Linked DNA regions of Homo sapiens: region 1 is linked to region 2. Evidence: chromatin loops called from intact Hi-C (ENCODE). Cell type or tissue: psoas muscle. All regions are shown on one strand. Links, peaks and the distances in the headings refer to the core of each region. The heading gives the core; the rest is flanking DNA. Region 1 overlaps MED13L (mediator complex subunit 13L). Region 2 overlaps MED13L (mediator complex subunit 13L).

Evidence for each region. Peaks named below come from ENCODE experiments on the same cell type or tissue, not always from the same donor. Only the 100,000 strongest peaks of a DNase experiment are listed, where the experiment ranks them.
Region 1: a loop joins it to region 2, with 1.8 times the contacts of the local background. A loop is called at or near these places in 9 of 110 quality-filtered maps.

The regions. Positions count from the first base shown.
Region 1 is chr12:116,192,208-116,197,589 of GRCh38, forward strand. The region is part of intron 2 of MED13L (mediator complex subunit 13L); the gene reads right to left. Among named protein-coding and RNA genes, the nearest start is that of MIR620, 46 kb to the left of the region's middle. RefSeq lists an enhancer at 4,977-5,271 and a silencer at 4,977-5,271. In psoas muscle, for the core only: no CTCF peak of the experiment used is centred there; no DNase peak of the experiment used is centred there.
Region 2 is chr12:116,138,614-116,143,995 of GRCh38, forward strand. The region is part of intron 2 of MED13L (mediator complex subunit 13L); the gene reads right to left. Among named protein-coding and RNA genes, the nearest start is that of MIR620, 7.3 kb to the right of the region's middle. RefSeq lists an enhancer at 3,801-3,945 and a cis regulatory region at 3,873. In psoas muscle, for the core only: a CTCF peak has its summit at 2,664 (motif pointing right); no DNase peak of the experiment used is centred there; H3K4me3 peaks cover 295 bases; H3K27ac peaks cover 1,440 bases.

The sequences.
Region 1 (5,382 bases), core at 214-5,213, 54 kb after region 2:
CATCCCTTATGTAGCCAAGCATTCTCTTGCCTCCCAAATGTCATGGCATGTATGTCAACATTTGAAAACTGCCAACATAGTTGGGGAAATTTAACTGTCTAATATCTGTTAGTTATATTTGTTTTGAAGAAAAATGTAACACAATTTCTAATTGCTTAATCTAAGAGAGTAAACACAGGAGAAAATAAATATGAATATAAATGCAAAAACAAAGCTAATAAGAAATGAAACTTAAAATCTCATTTAAACACATTTAATGAGAGAAATAAAATCTCAGTTAACAATATATACTTTATTAGTATAAAGGTTTTATTCTCTGTAACATCATAGGACTTATTCTAGGGATGCAGTGCATCCTTAAGTCACATTAGACATACCGGAAACATAAATATGTCAAAGTCTTTATACCAACCTACTCAGGAAGCTGGACAGTTCAAGACTCTTCCATTTCCAGGACAATAACAAGAACAATTTAAGGAATAATTAAAAAAACAACCCTGACCCTTATTTCTAATATTCCAATAATCCCAGCACTTTGGGAGGCCAAAGCAGGAAGACTGCTTTAGTTCAGCAGTTCAAGACCAGCCTGGGCAAGACAGGCAGACCCTGTCTCTACAAAAAATTTACAAATCAGGCAGGCATGGGCCGGGCGCCATGGCTCATGCCTGTAATCCCAGCACTTTGGAAGGCTGAGGCGGGCAGATCACCAGGTCAGGAAATCAAGACCATCCTGGCTAACACGGTGAAACCGCGTCTCTATTAAAAATACAAAAACTTACGCATGGTGGCACGTGCCTGTAGTCCCAGCTACTCAGGGGGCTGACAGAGGAAAATCGCCTGAACTGGGGAGGCGGAGGTTCGCAGTGAGCCGAGATCATGCCACTGCACTCCAGCCTGGGCAACAGAGCAAGACGCCTTCTCAAAAAGAAACAACAACAACAAAAAAAACAAAAATTAGGCAGGCATGGTAGCTCACTCCTGTAGTCACAGCTGCTTGGGAGGCTGAAGTGGGAGGATGGCTTGAGCCCAGGAGTTTGCAACTGCAGTGAGCTACGATCATGCCACTGCACTACAGCTTGGACAACAAAGCAAAATCCTGTCTTTAATAATTTTAAGTTTTTAACCTGAAGCTTATTTATTTTAGAAATAATCAAAAATATTTTTCAATGTAATAGAAGTACTATATTGTCCATGCTTTGTCTTAGGAACAAAACATCTAAACTTTAAACTCAAGCACAAATATCAACTGAGAATAGGTCTACATATTAACTTACTGTTTTAGAAGTACTTGAAATGTGAGTCATCTAATTATTTTTCGGTATTTCCAAAAAAATTCTCAAGTAGTTTATCTAAATGCATTGTCAAATCTGGTCAAGATGAAGATTTAGTGTAAAGTAGAAATCTCTCAGAAAAAAAAAACTCCTAATAATCACTAATACCTCGCTATTTTTGTTTAAAAAAAAAGGTAAGAATTTCTAATTACTAATAATCAGAGTCCCCAAAATCAAAGGAAAAAGCACAAAGAAATGAAAACCACATATCTGCTTCTCTAGAGAAAGGAAATCATCATGGGAATAGTAGGAGTCACAATCAAGAATCACATCCAGTCCAAAGAATGTAACTCACAAGTAAACCGATCACTGTACATCAGTCTCCTAAGAAATACCTTTATGAATGAACTCAATGAGAAGCTAGTCAAAGATTAAAGCTGATCAAAGTAGTTAGCAAAAAGACATTAACAAAGTTCAATTTCACTATTAAAAAGCTCCAATTAACTTTCCAGCCTTTCAGCAATTTACAAAACTTTACCAGAACCTAAATAAGTTTACTCAATCAGAATATTTCCTATCTCCAATTTTTAAAGATGTAGATGTAAATGACAAAAGAAGAGAAGATGACGGAAGGGTATTTAAAAAAACAAAAAACAAAAAAATAACCCTGTCTATACCCACACCCCTACTTCTTTTTTTCTTTTGAGACAGAGTTTCGCTCTTTTTGTCCAACCTGGAGTGCAATGGTGCAACCTCGGCTCGTCGCAACCTCCACCTCCTGGGTTTAAGCGATTCTCCTGCCTCAGCCTCCTGAGTAGCTGGGATTACAGACTTGCACCACCACGCCCAGCTAATTTTGTATTTTTAGTAGAGACAGGGTTTCTCCATGTTGGTCAGGCTGGTCTCAAACTCCCGACCTCAGGTGAGCCACCCACCTCCGCCTCCCAAAGTGCTGGGATTACAGGCATGAGCCACCACTCCCAGCCACCCCTACTTCTTTTTAAGTACAGGGTATTTCCTAATCATAGTAAAAATCATTCAGGACTACTTCATCTACAAATCCTCAATCCATCTGATCAAATTCACCTTAACCACATTCAAAAGCATCACGAAAATATTAAGCCCACAATGCTAAATAAACTTTGGCTGAACTGCATAAAGAGAAATATTTATATGTTCTAGAGAATATGAAAAGATTCACAAGATTGTTTAAAAAATCAAAAGCTTGTTAAAAATAAAATATGACTGAAATATAATAAGCTAGAAATAATTTTTTTAATTTACTGGAACTTCCAATCAAGATGGCATCATAAATTGCTTTGAAAACCCACCCTGTTTCAAATACAAAGCAACAACAGGCAAAATCCTGGAGAAGACATTTTAAAGACCTACCTAACTAAAAAAGACCAGCATCACCATGAAACAGAAATATGTAACAGAGAGTGGGCAGAAGGTATAGGGCTGCTAGGCTCTGGTTTCAGAAGGAACCAGTGAAGGCCTAGGTTTCAGATCCTATAGAAACAGGAATAAAAGTGGCCCACCTAAGATAAGGGACTGAGGCCGAAATTGGGCTGAAAACAAACTGCTACTAACAGCTGCCTGGGGGTAAGTAAGCTGTGTGGACTTTCAGGAAGTATGTCTTCTCAGAAACTGAGTGCCTAGGAAAGTGAGAATACTAGGGCTTCAGCCACACTATCCCACTGCCTGGCCAACTGGAACAAAGATGCAGGTGTATCTACCATCAGTGGGAGACAAGTGCCCTCTGCTGCCAATCTAAGACCTTGGTGGGGGTGGGGGCAACAGGGAGAAGCAGTTAAGAATACGTGCAAAACCACTAGAAGGGACTGTGGGGAGTGGGGGGACTTCCCAGTCAAAGCTGTACCATGACATAAAGAAAACGAATAAAAACACAGCAACTGAAATACAAAATCCCTTCAAACAAAATAGAAACAGAAAAGCCTGAAAATAGTATGCTTAAAATTTTTTTCTTTTTTTGAGATAGAGTCTGGCTCTGTCACCCAGGCTAGGGTAGCACAATCTCGGCTCACTGCAACCTCCGCCTCCCAGGTTCAAAGCGATTCTCCTGCCTCAGCTTCCCAAGTAGCTGAGATTACAGGTGTGCGCTACCACACCAGCTAATTTTTGTATTTTCAGTAGAGACAGGATTTTGCCATGTTGGCCAGGCTGGTCTTGAACTCCTGACCTCAAGCGATCCACCCACCTCAGCCTCCCAAAGTGCTGGGATTACAGGCGTGAGCCACTCTTTTACTCTTTATAAAAGAGTAAAATTTCTTTTATAAAGGGAAAAAAAATCACAACAAGCAGAAGTGAAACAAGGCTAGGTGGAAATGAAAAAGAATTTAAAAGCTAAAGAATGAATATTTTAACTCAAAGTAAGTTTTAAATAATTTTAAAATAAGCAATGGAAATGAAAAACTGAGTAAGAGATAAAATGTAAACAGTAAAAATTGAAAAGGAGTTAATAAACTAGAGAATAATAATGAAGAATTTAACTAGAAAGTTGCAGAGGCAAAGAAGTTTTAAAGATATATTATGGAGGCCAGAAAACAAGGTTCAATGATATATTTAACAGCAGTTTCAGAACAAGCAAAGAGGCAATGAGAAAAGAAAAAATTACACTGAATCATATATTATCCAGATCAACAACATAACAAAGAAAATTATAACCTAATGGATAATCTAACTTTCAAGTAGCAAGAAAAAAAATTACTGGTTGAACTCATCTAGCTTAATTTTTAAATTATATTTTTTACTGTTGACCTCACTTTAGAGGGCCAAATTGTGTACAGAATACATGCTACCCAAGAACACCACAGAGGTCCTCTGGGTGTTTCCACAGAGCAAAATTGAAAACAGGGCCAATAAGTAAGGTGCAATTAACAAAAAAAAAAAAAGTCTGACTGGCCCAGTCTTCGGCTTCGGCTGCAACTTAATAGTCCTTTAAATTCAGTTTCTAACACCCAGAGAAATGACACATGAGATAAGAGTGCTTTCTTTCCAAAACGGTGGCAATAAAACTTGTGATTGGGGTAGAAGAGTACTAGAATAGTAGATTACAGAATTGAGTAACAGGATTTCTTGTTAACTAAAACCAAATATACAATCAAAAAGCAAACCTACTGCCATCAACACAATTTATTCAATCAGAAGTATCTTTTAACCTTTCTCTCCAAATTTAAAATAAATAGAAAAGTAATAATGCTGATAATTTAGGCTGCATTTATATTATAAAATTTTAACTCTCTTTTTGGTGGTCCAGCTGTGTCTACATAGCTTAAGAATCTGATGGTTTTATCTAAACTAGTTAAGACATACAGCTGGTTAAAGTTTTGTGTATTTTAGGGGCACTATCAGATTAATAAAAGTGCATTAATTTTAGCATTAGACAGACATGTCTTCAAAATTTGAAGGCATTTATATCTAGTTATATACTTAGTAATTCTTTTTGATGGGAATACATATCAATGGGAATCTTTCAAAGATATATAGTAGTTTGAACAGTAACCATATTAAGTCTGAAAACACAAACAATAAGACAGAACATCAGTTCAGTGTCTCTCTCTCAAGACAAAGCATACTCTTTGCTGGTGATAAACAGCACACTCACTTTACTTTAGTCTAAGCCTCCACCCACATAATCCTTAAAATTATATTAAGCTCCGGTGGATGAAAATACAGCAGCAGTCCTGCAGCCTAACTGCAAAGATGAAACCGTGTACTCGGCTGAAGGGCTGGTCTCCCTAACTAGCACGGTTCAGTCAGCATCTATCTGACAGCACAAGATACACAGCACACGCTTTCTTTAGTTATCTGTACATGTCAGTAGGACTCTGGCCCACTGCCATAAGGAACTCTATCTCTGTTCTCTGCTTTATCTCGTTGTCCATTCTTCAGTCATTTAGCACAACCACTACTTTATTTTCATCAGTAAGATGTTCTTCTGGGACACAAATGGGAGCTCCAACTGCTTCAAAAGCAGTTACTTGGCCAGGCGTGGTGGCTCACCCCTGTAATCCCAGCATTTTGGGAGGCCGAGGCGGGCGGATCACCTGAGGTCAGGAGTTCAAGACCAGCCTGACCAACATGGAGA
Region 2 (5,382 bases), core at 160-5,159:
ATCAGGACAAATCTGGGGAAGCTCAATTAACACATGTCTGACCTTGGTCAAGTCATAATTCCTCAAAAAACATCTGCAATATTGTGACCTAACAGAAAATTCTAAGCAAATGTTAGTCATTGACAGTGAAATGTGTGAACACTTTATTCTGCAGCATTTTTTGTTTCATTGTGTTTAACCAATCATTCTAAGCCAGTAAAGTTCAAAGTGTTTTAAGATAACTAAAATCTCTGACTTGGGATGTTCTCTTTAGTATTTAAGATGAAAGGGAAGAAAAAAGTGATTTCAAATCAAACCTCCCTTAAGTGCCTATTTGACTAGTAACTGCTTAAATTCAGGGTGATTCACACATTTGGTTAATGAAGGACACCATGAAACCTAACATAGTTGAGACATATTCCTGGAATTTCTGAATCCACAATGATTACCACCTTTGTTTTAATAAAAGTGGTCAAGAAGAGACTGGACTGTAGATGAGACACTGAACTTTCACTAGAAAAACATAAATGCACTTATATGCCAAGCCCTCACACTGCTAAGCAAAGACCCCCTGAGTCAAGAACATCACAGAGTATGCGTCTCAAATCTTAACTATGCCAACATTTCACGGTTTGAAAAAAGTAAACTTTATACAGTGTCCTATATGTCACTGTTGCATAAACTAAAAGATAAAACACACAGCAATTCAATGATGATTGATGAAAACTTATAGGTTCGCTAAATTACACTCACCTGGAAACAATGCATTATAATGCAGATTCTTCTTTTTTCAAAGAAGGGTATCACATTCTCTAGAGAAAATACTGCCTTTCAGGGGTCAGTATTATAAATCCGCCAAGTGATCCCAGTTCAAAATTGAAATGTTTTGTCACCTAACATCAAAGCTTTAAAAATGTTTTTACACTTACCTTCATTTAAGAAAAAGGATAAATGACCCTCTTACAGTTACCATAAAATATTATTATAAAAAATATTTTCCCAATCTGATTTTAAACTCAAGGGTAGAGAATATGTCGTTTATCTCTTTTGTCGCACATAGTACCTAGCAAACGGTATTAACAATATGCTTGCTGAGTGTGCTTTAAATATTTGCTGGATAGGCCGCGTGTGGTGGCTCACGTCTGTAATGCCAGTACTCCTGAGGTCAGGAGTTCGAAGCCAGCCTGGCCAACATGGTGAAACCCCATCTCTACTAAAAATACAAAATTTAGCCAGGCATGGCAGCACACACCTATAATCCCAGCTACTCAGGAGGCTGAGGCAAGAGAATCACTTGAACCAGGGAGGCGGAGGTTGCAGTGAGCTGAGATTGTGCCACTGCGCTGCAGCCTGGGCAACAAAACCAAAACTCCATCTCAAAAAAAAAAAAAAAAAAAAAATTGCTGGATAAATAGATGAATGCCAACTAACACAGTTTCCAAAGGCAGACAGGACCTTTAAAACTATTTTAAGAGTATACTTTCTTTTTATAACTCACCTAGGAACAAAATTGTCACAAAGAAAAATCTGCATAAAGTGAACAAAAACATACTCCCCCCCTTTCCCAGCATGCTCTATTCTCATTATCCTGCTTTATTTTCTTCCAGAGCATTTACTACCATGTAACATACTTAATATTTATGCGTGATTATTGTCTACCTCCTCATCCCATTCCCAATTAGAGTGTAAGTTTAATGAAGGTAAAGATTTGCCTGTTTGTTTCAAGGTTATATCCTCAGTTCACAAAATGTGTGTCCTGGGATACATTAAACATTCAATGACTATTGAATCTATCTTCAGGATTCATTACCAGTGTTACTGTTTGTTCTAGCAGTATTTTTAGAGCTCTAGTTACACAGTGACAAATGAGGATGTTTTACAGATATGTACATATATGTGTACCCACACACATATATAGATACAAACAAAAATTATTTCATCTCTCATGAAATGTTGCTATCTCTAAGGTTTTTAAACAGAGCAGCTACCGGGAAAGGAACATGTTAGAGGAAGCAAATCATCACATCCAAGTCTAACTACAAAAAGGACCCAGAAAAGTACGTAATTACAAAAACTGGTTTGAAAACAAAACTTTCAACAACAATCAGTCATCCCTAAAGTTAAATCTCTCTGGAGCAGAAACTGATTCAGCATCGACTTACAAATTATCGCATTACTAACATCAGGTCTTGCAACAACTGAATTTATCTTAGGGAGGCTTCTAACTAAAGTCCATCCTACTCTGTAGGAAAAGTGGCTGAAATGATAGTCATCACATTTAATCTAATTAATTTCTAAATACTCATCTGCTTTGTTAGACTATAAATTCCTTGTCCAAAGGGGCAGCTATGTCTGTTGTGCTGTTTGTTTCCTTCAACTGGTAATTATTTCATTATTTGTTTAAATGTGTGGATTTTTTAAAATCTGTCTCTAATCGTGAGAGCAAAGAGACACACAGGGCTAAGCACAACAAATAAATATGTGTTGAACTGAATTCAACACAGAGATCAAGATGCCAATAAAATTAACCTTCAAACCACAACCTTATGACAAGGCAATTCAGTTATCATATTAAATATCCATACTAGGTACCTAATATGAAGGCAATTAAATAAGCCACAATTAATCTGTTAACATTCTGTATTCAAACCAATATTAAAGCTATGCATAACTAGTTATTGTAATTATATAAATGAAGGGCTATAAACATTAGGTGGCAGCAGCAGTACACTGTATTATAATCCTGAAGTTGATTTTTTTCATATATAGAAATCTGACCCAGAAATAGGGTTACACAGATAGCTTCATATATAAAATATACAAAACGAACTGAAAACACAGTAACAAAATATGCAAATACAATTATTCCTTTGTATCCAGATTTTTAAAATTATTATTTCTATAAATAAAATAATTGAGCAGTGCCAAAGTGTTGGCAGTTTTCTATAAATGTATTGAAATTTTTGCTTTATCCTAACTCTCTTGACAGTCTACATCCAGGTAGCCAGCTCTACCTTCAGAATGATATCTAGAACGTGAGCACTTCTCACCACCCTCACCACAGGGACTCTGGTGGAAGCCGTCCCCATCATCAACCTGGATCATGACAATAGCCTCCCGTGGGACCTCTGCTTCTGTGCTGGCTCTCCCCAACCCAGTGTCTTCTCCATGTGGTAGCTAGAGGAATCCCTTAAAATGGTTAAGTTAGCTCACTCATGAGCTAACTGGGTCTGCTCAGAACCCTTCAATGGCTTCTCAACTCTGAGAAAGGTTCCACTCTGGTCTTTAGCATCCTTCATAAATTGTCCCCCACACCCTACCCCAGCTTCACGCCCACTGCTCTTCCCCTTGCCCACACCACTTGAGCCATACTGGTCCTTCATCAGACCAATTATACTCTACCCGATGACCTTTGTATTTACTGTTCTCTCTCCCTGAAATGCTCTTCTGACAGATATCCATCCCCACACCTCTTTTAGGTCTCACCTCATATGCCACCCAATCAGACTTTCTCTGACTACCCTACTTAAAATAGCAACCATCCTCCTTCACTGCTTCATTTTTCTCCATGTCACTAATCAGCATCTGGTATATTTTATGTGTTTACTTCTTTACTATCTTCTCTACCAGAGCTAAAAATCCACAGGAACCAAGATTTTAGTCTGTTTTCTTCACTACTTTATTCTCAAAGCTTCAAACAGTGCCTGGTAAATAGTAGCACTCAAATACTTGTGAACAACTAATTTCTCTTATCAAGTAAGCATATAGCAATAGTCCTATAGCTGTTCCCTATCCAAGACAAAAGACATTAAAAGCCAGACTCAGTGGCTCACACCTGTAATCCTAGCATTCTGGGAGGCCGAAGCAGGTGGCTCACCTGAGGGCAGGAGTTCGAGACCAGCCTGGCCAACATAGTGAAACCCCATCTCTACTAAAAATACAAAAATTAGCCAGGCATAGTGGTGCACACCTGTAATCCCAGCTACTCAGGAGGCTGAGGCAGGAGAATCGCTTGAACCGGGGTGGCAGAGGTTGCAGCAGGCCGATATTGCGCCACAGCACTCCAGCCTGGACGACAAGAGTGAGGCCCAGTCTCCAAAAAATAAAAGTAAAAAAAAAAGTTCACTTTATTTACTACTAAGTTCAAGTATGCACAATTGATGTATGTGTGCATAAAAATAAAGTGACACTTTTACATTACACACAATTTAAAAGCAATGTTAAGTCAAATTTATTAAATTGACCATTATAATATGATGGAATTATACGTTTAAAATTTAAAACTATTCTTACAGTGTAGTTAATTATTAGAACTCCAAGCAACCAAGCTCTTGCTTATATTCAAATCAAACAGGTGAACTCAAAACTGACTTTTGTTTTATCTTATCTACTGACAAGTTTCGTGGGCTCAGGGTCTGCTGGCTTCAGAAAGAATTACAGGTTTGCTCTCGGCCAAATGACTCTATAATCGATGTTGACTGCTTAATTCTGAACTACATCAGTAGCTAACCACTGATGATGAAATGCCCAGATTTGGTTTATTTTCTTTACTGTTTACATACTGTAGAATAAACATTTGGGCAAGAAATACAGATACTAAAGGACCTCAAGAAATTTTCAAAATATAGTACACCTGCCAGGCACAGTGGCTCAGGCCTGTAATCCCAGCACTCAGGGAGGCCGAGGCAGGGCAGGGGTGAATCATTTGAGCCCAGGGGACACAGCAACACCTTGTCTCAAAAAAAAAAAAAAAAGAGGGAAAGTGAGAAAAAGAAAGAATGAATGAATGATTACCAGAGCCACAGAAATTTAGCATGCTCCTGCTTCTTGAAAGTCTACTTAGATCCCAATTCATAATGGGTGTGTCCTGAAGTTTCAATTGTAAGTCAACGATTTGGAATCCAGAAAGTTGTTGTGCTACAGGAACAACATTAAGTACATTAGCTAGGTTCCCGGCTTGTCCACAGCAGCTGATATCACATTAATTTATACTTCCTCTCAGAGCTGACTCATTTCCGTTATTCTCTGGGACTCCCTTCTAAAATGTTTCCATCAAATTTTTCATTAAATGACTTTTGTGGCCTAACCGATATAAACAATGATCCTACTTGCTACATGTCACTATGAAAACAAACTGCAGCGCAAAGCAAGAAAGGAAGAATAATTGAGATTACTTATATCTCTAGAGAAGGATGGACCTCACTAGGTTGTTCATATTCATAGACAGGATATTAAAGTTACAGATCCTAAACCATGAAAAATGAATATACAAAAACTATTTCCAAGAAGAAAATCACAGCAACTTGTACCTTAAAGGTTATGGATTGGCTAAAAGAGACCACACACTGGTTCACCTCCTTTAAATCCCCAATTATTTCACCAATACTACAGAACTTAATAGAA